3 separate regions of the Homo sapiens genome follow, and regions 1 and 2 are each linked to region 3. A link is a contact called in ENCODE Hi-C or POLR2A ChIA-PET data. All regions are on one chromosome and are shown on one strand. Each heading gives the region's core, a stretch centred on a gene start or an enhancer-like site at or near the end of the contact. The rest is flanking DNA. Distances are from core to core; before and after follow the strand shown. Region 1 holds the start of HRH4 (histamine receptor H4). Region 2 has its middle 32 kb from the start of HRH4. Region 3 holds the start of TTC39C (tetratricopeptide repeat domain 39C).

Evidence for each region. Hi-C counts contacts between places; a loop is a spot of excess contacts on that map. ChIA-PET counts read pairs that join two places held with the same protein, here RNA polymerase II (POLR2A). Pooled maps may share reads with other maps.
Region 1: a pooled map shows a loop between it and region 3 (2.6-fold over the local background). The contact joins the promoter of HRH4 here to the promoter of TTC39C in region 3. A Hi-C loop is called at or near these places in 1 of 50 pooled maps. POLR2A ChIA-PET finds 5 or more read pairs at or near these places in 2 of 52 experiments (activated CD4-positive, alpha-beta T cell and activated CD8-positive, alpha-beta T cell).
Region 2: a loop to region 3 is called in a map of OCI-LY7, with 7 times the contacts of the local background. The contact joins the enhancer-like site here to the promoter of TTC39C in region 3. A Hi-C loop is called at or near these places in 1 of 168 maps with a recorded cell type or tissue (OCI-LY7), 7 of 37 single-sample maps with no recorded cell type and 6 of 50 pooled maps.

The regions. Positions count from the first base shown.
Region 1 is chr18:24,459,288-24,461,987 of GRCh38, forward strand. It overlaps HRH4 (histamine receptor H4), which reads left to right and starts at 1,350. Exons shown (of 3, transcript NM_021624.4): 1 at 1,350-1,634. The coding sequence starts at 1,442.
Region 2 is chr18:24,491,357-24,494,097 of GRCh38, forward strand. No RefSeq gene overlaps it. Among named protein-coding and RNA genes, the nearest start is that of HRH4, 32 kb to the left of the region's middle. RefSeq lists a silencer at 625-684 and an enhancer at 865-1,034. Within about 2 kb of position 1,340, at least 2 of the 41 ENCODE cell types and tissues checked have a DNase peak (open chromatin) inside an H3K27ac peak, as active enhancers do; they include OCI-LY7, where a contact is called at or near this core.
Region 3 is chr18:24,013,504-24,016,397 of GRCh38, forward strand. TTC39C (tetratricopeptide repeat domain 39C) reads left to right here and starts at 1,251. Exons shown (of 14, transcript NM_001135993.2): 1 at 1,251-1,535. The coding sequence starts at 1,369. TTC39C-AS1 (TTC39C antisense RNA 1) reads right to left here and starts at 1,957. Exons shown (of 6, transcript NR_110796.1): 1 at 1,801-1,957. RefSeq lists silencers at 488-1,407, 1,488-1,667.

The DNA.
Region 1 (2,700 bases), core at 100-2,599, 450 kb after region 3:
GCATGTCAGATAATTTTTAATTGGATTTAAGACATTGTAGTTTTACATTGTTGGGTACTGGATATTTTTATGTTATATAAATATTCTTGAGCTGTGTTCAGGGTTGCAATTAAGCTGCTTGGAAACAGTTTGATCCTTTCAGGTTTTGCTTTTAAGATTTGCTAGGAAGAACCCAAGAAATATTTAGTATAGGGCTAATTATTCCTGACTACTGAGGCAAGACCCTTCTGAATGTACTGCCCAACGTCCCATGAATTAGGAACTTTTTCCATTTGGCTAATGGGAGCAGGCACTATAACCAGCCCTCTGTGAGCATTGGGTACTATTGCCTCTAATATTTTCGAGTGGTTCTTTTTCTTGCCTAAAAACAGTTCCTCCACAAGTGCTAATCAGTACTCTGGTGAATACTTGAAGGGGGTCCTCTGCAGATCTCTGGAGTTCTGCTCAGTGTGGCTCTGCAGTTCAGAATCCTCTCTGGTACTCCTGTACTCTCAACTCCATTTCCTCATCCCAGGGAGTCTCCTGGGCTCTGCCTGGATTTCCCCTCTCTGCCCATGCCCTGGGAACTCTCAAGATAGTAAGGTGGGGCAACTGCAGACCTCATCCGTTCTCTCAGGGATCACCGTCCTTCCTTGTTAATGACAAGTGCCTTGAAAACCATTGTCTAGTTTTTTGGCTGTTTCAGATGGGATTGTGAAATTCAGCCCCTGTTACTCCATCATGGCCAGATGAGAATATTGAACTGAATCTACACGAGTTTTAAAAATGGCCTGGTGTGGTGGCTCATGCCTATAATCCCAGCATTTTGGGAGGCCGAGGTGGGTGGATCACTTTAGGTCATGAGCTCAAGACCAACCTGGTCAACATGGTGAAACCCCATCTCTACAAGAAATAACAAAAATTAGCTGGGCATGGTGATGAGTGCCTGGAATCCCAGCTACTTGGAAGGCTGAGGCAGGAGAATCGCCTGAACCTGGGAGACAGAGGTTGCAATGAGCCGAGCTCACATCAGTGGCCTCCAGCCTGGGCAACAGAGTAAGACTCCATCTCCAAACAACAACAACAACAACAACAACAACAACAACAACAACAACAATGAACCTTGTGTGAGCCCAATTTATTTCCTGTATAATGATTATATTTTATAGATATTACATGATTTTATTCTAATAATGGAGATGGATGCATCACAGTAAAATGTTTAAGGTAAAACATTTCACTGTTTTTTGGAAATACTTTCTCAGTGTCAGTTAAAGGGAAACTGTTACCACAAGCTTACTTTATCAAGAATCAGGAAGTACTATGAGATCAGCATTAGATTAAAACAGTGTTGTTTTGAGTGGAAGACTACACATTTTAGGTATGTGATTAGAAAACATACTTGTCAGAATTGTCTGGCTGGATTAATTTGCTAATTTGACCTTCTTCATCATTTGATGTGATGCCAGATACTAATAGCACAATCAATTTATCACTAAGCACTCGTGTTACTTTAGCATTTTTTATGTCCTTAGTAGCTTTTGCTATAATGCTAGGAAATGCTTTGGTCATTTTAGCTTTTGTGGTGGACAAAAACCTTAGACATCGAAGTAGTTATTTTTTTCTTAACTTGGCCATCTCTGACTTCTTTGTGGGTAAGTTATATGTCTTTATTTAAGACAGTCTTTTCCGATTTTAATTTATTTCTAAATCCTTAAAATAAGCTTTTGTTATTTCAGGGGACTGTATACAACTGGGGAAAAATAAACACAAAAAGTTTAAGTATTAAATTTTGGAGGGGGCTATATGGCACTGTAAGGGAATGTTATACATATGTAAATCAGTGTGGTAGGGGAATTTTCAGCTGAAAACAGTTTATTTTCTTTTTATAGAATAAAGATAAGTCCAGTATAGCTCCAAAATTTTAATGTAAGAGTTACTTGTTTCTGGTGCTATTTTCCTCATATGTTTAGGCTTATAAGTATTCCTCTTTAAGTAAATATGGTTTTGTTGGTATCACAATGTTGGAGTAATAAGAAATTATGTATATGCTAGTAACCAGTGCAATCAGAAAATAGCGTATTCAGATCAATTAAATAATATGATTAATAGTATTAATTTAATGATATGGCATAGAATTTTGTAAAATATACCCAACTGTAAACTGCCTTGCATATAATATGATATCATAGCATTATATCATCGTTAAGAGACCATAGAAATCAAACCAACTTTCTCTGAAAACACGCACTTTATAATTTTTCACTGCCTGATGCTTCTTATTTTTAAACAATGCTTATCATAATAAGTAGATGTACAGAAATGTCAGCTGATGATACTATTTTACAGGAGTTTCTAGTATAATTTAATCTGGCATATTCAGATTATTTTTGTCTATAACTACATAAAGCTTACATTTATGTTAAAGTGAAATAAACACACAAAATACTTAGTTCATTCCCTGGAATACAGTTGTTACTCAACAAATGTTAGTTCTCTTTTTTTTTTTTTTTTAATTTCTCTGCAGATATGGGTCAACCCCAATCTAGGTCACAAATGTTAGTATAGTATCTAGCCTGTATAATACTGCTAGGTATGCAAGCACTATTAGGTAATCAAGGGATCTATAGAAGATTAGGTTAGTCTCTTCCAGTAAGTTTTTGATGTAGAAGAGTGGACAAGAGATGTTCAGAAATGACTATAGCAGTATAGAGTAACACG
Region 2 (2,741 bases), core at 90-2,589, 480 kb after region 3:
AAACATATATGTATTTATATATACGTATATTAAATTACATATATGTATTTATATATACATATATTAATACATATATGTATTTATATATACATATATTAATACATATATGTATTTTATATATACATATATTTATTTATTTAAATACATATATGTATTTTATATATACATATATGTATTTTATATATACATATATGTATTTATTTAAATACATATATTTACATACATTTATGTATTTTAAATACCTCATTAGGTATTTAAAATGCATACAAATATAAAATAAATATAGGTATTTGAAATATATATAAAAATATAAAAAACATATAGGTATCTTAAATACCTAATGAGGTCTGGGATATCTGGGCAATGTCTATTAGCTTAACTAACAGCGTCAGTGATAACCCTTATTACCCATGGTAAGAAGCAAGCGGGTATAACATGGATAATTAGTACGTCCAGAGGAAATGGAGAGGGCATAGAACCCACTCGAGCTTCTATATTCCAATTACTTCCGGGATTGCGTGGATAAATAACATGGCTGTAAACAGGGGAGAGGGGATGAGAATAGTTTAAAACCCATGCATGTAGCTTGACTGATTGGTTCTAGAAGTTACCAGGGCATTGATCAGGGTTAGCGGGGCGCTTGGCTGATTCCTTCTGCAAAGCACATGCTAGTTTTCACACTTGCATGTGAAACGTCTAAAGCCATATCAGAACTGAGACAGGAAATGAAAGGTGATAAAACCACAGCCCCCCACTCCAGCTCCGCTCTGCACAGCTGCTCTGCTTCTTCACACAGGCCGACTTCAATGGAAGCTCGATGCATGCAGAACTGCCCAGGGACCTGGCCTCTTCACCTCATCACATTTTGAGGTGGGCAACACCAGCTTTTGAATCAGGAAGCAATTTGAAAATCAGTCATGTTTGGATCCCTCAGGCCTGGTTTCATCTGATTAATAAGCTCTGCTTTCAAAGCTCCCCCTGGACAGTCTCCCTCCCCAAACCCACTCTCCAAGTGTCTGCAAGCCGACTCCTCGGCTCCCTTTTGAGCAGGTCCAGCAATAGGAATCGGGCAGCCTTACCCAGAAGGACTAGCCCAGCATCGGCTGACCTTGCCAGGAGGAATTTCTCTCTCCAGCTTGAATTTCCTTCCTGCCTAACTTTAGGCCTTTACTGGGGACCACGCTCCCCTTTGACCACCCGGAATAAATCTCCCCTGCATCCCTGACAGCTGCTGATTTGGCTTCTTTCTTATTTTTTTTTTTAATTGAAAGTAAACCTTCAAAGTGGCCCAGCCACCTGAGAAGCTCGGCTGAGCGTGGCAGCTGGGCAGTGAACCTGAAACAGCGGCGCGGCGTTTCACCGGGTCCCCTCCCGCTCAGGGCAGAAATCATGGGGTTTTGTGGGCTGCCAGGGCCGCTTAGCTTTCAATTTAGCTTTTGCATTAGAAAAAGGGAATATGGACATGGGTCAAATGATTGTGGAGTGATTTTGAAAGTAGCTGTGTAACAGGCGAGAGATGGGGGCAGGGGGAGGTTTGATTTGCAGGCAGAATGCAAGTTTATTTATAAGAGAAATCTAGGGGTGTCTTTGTGCTTTCCTGTTAGACTCTTGGAAGCACTTTGAAGAAGGAAATAAAATTTAAAAAACATATTCAAATTTAACAATCAGTCTTGAACACCGGGAAGCGACAATGTACAGGATGGCACAGAGAGGGTCAAGATTGCTAGAATTTTCTTTTAGGGTCTTCTCCTTGTTACCTTGTTATTTTAAGCTGGTCACTTCAACTCTCTATATCTTCCCCCAAACACATTTTATTTTTGTTTTGGAAAGTTTTAAATATTCAGAAAAGTTGAAAAAATAATATAACAAGTTCATATCCACCACCTAGATTCAACAATGGTTAACATTTTTTTCCATATTTGTTTTGTTGTTTTGTTTTTATCTTTATGTGTACACACACACAGACCCCCCCCCCCCGCCCACACACAGACACATTTGCTGAAACATTAGAAAGTAAGTTACAGGCAGCATGACAATTTATCCCTAATTAAATACCCGAGCATGCATTTCCTAATACTAACATTCTCCTAAATAACCCCAATACAATGATCACACCTAAGATAATGAAAAAGAATTCCCTAATAACATCTAATATCCAGGCCATATTAAAACTTCTCCAAGTGATTCAAAACTGTCTCTGATAAGTGTTTTTTGTTTTGAACCAGGAGCCAATCAAGTTTCACCCGTTACATTTGGTTGTTGTCTTTTTAATCTCTTGCTCTCTCATCTCTCATTGAGGCAGAACCTACATACAAGTGTATAACCTTAAACCTGTACCTTGATCAATTTTTACATACTTATGTAAAAATTGTGACCCCTATATGACCACCAACCAGGTTGATATATGGAATATTTTTATTGCCCCTGAAGGTTGCCCCAAGCTGTTTCTCTGTCAATATGACCTCTTCCCCATCCCCTAGAAGGGGCAAGGGTATGAAACAACTGAACCTCCCAGATCCTTTGGCTGAAAGTGCAAATTGGTTGAACCACTTAGGAAAATTGTTGGCAGTATTTAAAACCCTTCAATAGATACTGATTCTATGAACCAGTAATTCGTCTCCTAAGTCTACACCACAGAGTTGCATATGCCATCAAAGACCCGTGCAAGAATGCTTACAACAGCTTTATTCACAATGTCCCCAAGTTGGAAATGTCACAGATATCCATCAACAATAAAATAG
Region 3 (2,894 bases), core at 1-2,500:
TAATGGATGACATAATGTTTAAAATTCAGGAGTTATTTCTAAACCTGAGGATTGCTTTCATTTAAAAAAAATTCTGTTATAAATGTTTCAGCAAAGTTTCTTCAAGTTGAAATTAATAAACTACACTCTAAAAACGACAGCGACTCAAGGAAGGTTGTCCAATTTGGCATTAGAGCATAATCTTGATTGCAACACTACATTAAGGGATTTTGCTAAATTAGAGAAAAATAAATTTGTGGAAAAAACATAAAGATGATTTATGAATTGCTTGTCTCTAGAATATTAGGCATCCAGATATCACCAGCCCATCATCAGAACAGTGAGACTTCTGTGATAATGGTTAAATTCAGTCACTTTTGATGTTTTGCTGACATTTGGTCATATGAACGCCAAAGCTTTGCAAGAATAATTGGCAGTGTGAGAATAGAACACACTTTGGCAGCTGAATTTATAACTTTTAAATATTTGGGCACATGGCATATAGGCCTCCATTTCTCCTCCTGCCCCACTGCGCAAATGTTGGTGGCGGGCTGGAGTGGGTGGTACCGGGATCCGAGGGGCTCTGCCTTGCAGTCCCGCAGCGCGGGGCTCCGGGGAGCTGCGGGGCAGGTGCCAGAGACCCCGCCCCCGCCGCCCACCTCCTCGGGAATTGGCTGCCCTGGTCCTAGGGGGCGGCCCCAGGGTCGGGATGAAGTCTGGGGTCGCGGGCGCGGGCTGCGTGGGGTTTCAGTTACTCGTGGAGTTTCAGTTACTCGTGGACAAAGCGCCGCGCGCTAGCATAGCGGCCCGGGCGGAGTTCCCCTTCCCTTTCCCTTTCCTTCCACATCCGCACGCTCGTTCTCCCTCCGCGCCTTGCCCTCCTCCCGACTCCTGGGTCCGGCCCCTTCGGGGGAGGGTGGGGCGCTCGGGTCTCCGGGTCTCGCGTGCGTGTGTCCGAGCAGTCCTGGGCGGTGGGCGAAGGCGCGGCTTGGGGACCCGGGAGGGGCCGGGGCGCGGGGGCTGCAGGAAGTGGAGGCGGCCGCCGCTCGGGGACCGGCTTGGCGGGGTGAGAGACACCCGGAAACGGATTCCGCTTCGGGGCCCGCGCGAGTTGGGTGCTTCGGAGGGCGCGAGAGGAGCGGGCGGGTGCTGCTGAGTAATCCCCGCGGCGGCGGCCGGACGCCCACCTCCCACGCCGCGCCGCAGCCGGGCCGCGGCTCCTCCCTCCGCGGTCCTTCCCTCCTCTTCCCTCCCGTCTTCTCCCCTCCCCTCCCCTCCCCTCCCGGCTCCGCTTGGCTCCGGGCAGGTAGAGCCGGGCTCCGGGCGCGCGCGGGGCCGCAGCAGCTGCTCCCGATCTCGCCTCGGCCCAGCGCAGGGCCTCGCACGCCCATGGCCGGCTCGGAGCAGCAGCGGCCGCGGCGGCGGGACGACGGAGACTCGGACGCGGCAGCGGCGGCGGCGGCGCCCCTGCAGGACGCGGAGCTGGCCCTGGCCGGCATCAACATGCTGCTCAACAACGGCTTCAGGGAGTCGGACCAGCTTTTCAAACAATACAGGTGACCCACGCGTCCCCGATTCCCCAACCCTGCAGCGCGCACCTCGTGTCCGGCTCACGCGCCTCGACCTGCGGCCCCCGGGAGCCCCCTCCCCCTCCTGTCGGTCACCGATTCCGGTCCTCAGGTCTCCTCCCTGGCAAGATCAGCCAGAGGGAATGCGCCTCTGCCACATCTCCTCGTCCACCCCCTACCCCCGGCTCCGTTGTCCTTTCCCTCCCGGGACCCGCCGCGCGCCCGCCCCGCGCGCCCGCAGTCCCCCTCTCACTTTCTCCCAGCCTCGCCCTCCCACAGACGTGCCCGGTGCCGGTAGGCTCCTCTCTGCAGGGCAGCTGGCTTTGGGACCGGATGAGATTTGAGGCAGCAGCGAGCCTGGGACCCGGGCTTGTCGTGACTCTGGCTCGCGTGCTGCCCCGGCAGCCTTTGTGACACGGAGCCCTCCGGCTGCCTGCTCCTCGCGCCTCGCATGGCTCTGCAACATTGTGCAATTCCAGACGCTTTTATTGTTTGAAAACAGATACGCACAATTGCTTTGCCGTGCAGGAATTTAAAAATTTCAGCTCAACTCTGCCCACTCATCTCTCTGCCTTGTCTTCTGCAAACTCAGTCCTCAAAATGAGTTCCTGATGTCTTTCAAGCAGGCGTTATTTATTAAGAATTTTTCCAACGTAAATAAAGGAAGGAAGAAAATGGAGGGATTTTTAAAAAGTATGAGAATGGTAGGAAAACACGTGTGTTCAGTTAATTTTTTATTTGTCTTTTAAAAAATAAAGCGAAAGAACTGAAACCTGGTAGTTTTCCTGTGGGAGTGGAAGGAACCTTCATTTCTTTGGGGACCTGGAGTGTTTGTTCTCGGGTTGAGGAAGCAAGTTTGTGATTTGCCGTCTGATTGTTGACGAGCCTTAAGGACGTTGATTAGCAGCTTTCCCCAACACGTTTAAGGACCACATGCTTCACGCTATGGAGACCCTGTAGTTTGGTTGGAATGAGAGGACCAATGTACAACTGTGACCGGGAGACAGAGTCTGTAAGAATGAGAATGCCTAAAGTCTCAGACCTCAGAGAATGGTGGTTTCTACCCAGCAGAGCTTCCACCTTCTTAATGGCGAAGCAAGTATCTCACAACTGTGAACTTTTCACTAAAGCCCTTTTACTTTTAAATCGGTGATTTTTTCCCCCCTTTGGTCTGAAAGTAAAAACAACTTCGCTTTACTTAGAACATTTCATTTTTAAAGCATACAGGTCTGGTTTCAAGATGGAGTTTCATCAAAGGCTGTTGATGGGGGATTTAAAAGGTTTACTTGTCACACAATTTCTCTTTTGTAGTTTTTAAGAAGCCCTCAGGAAAAAAGGTGTGAATAT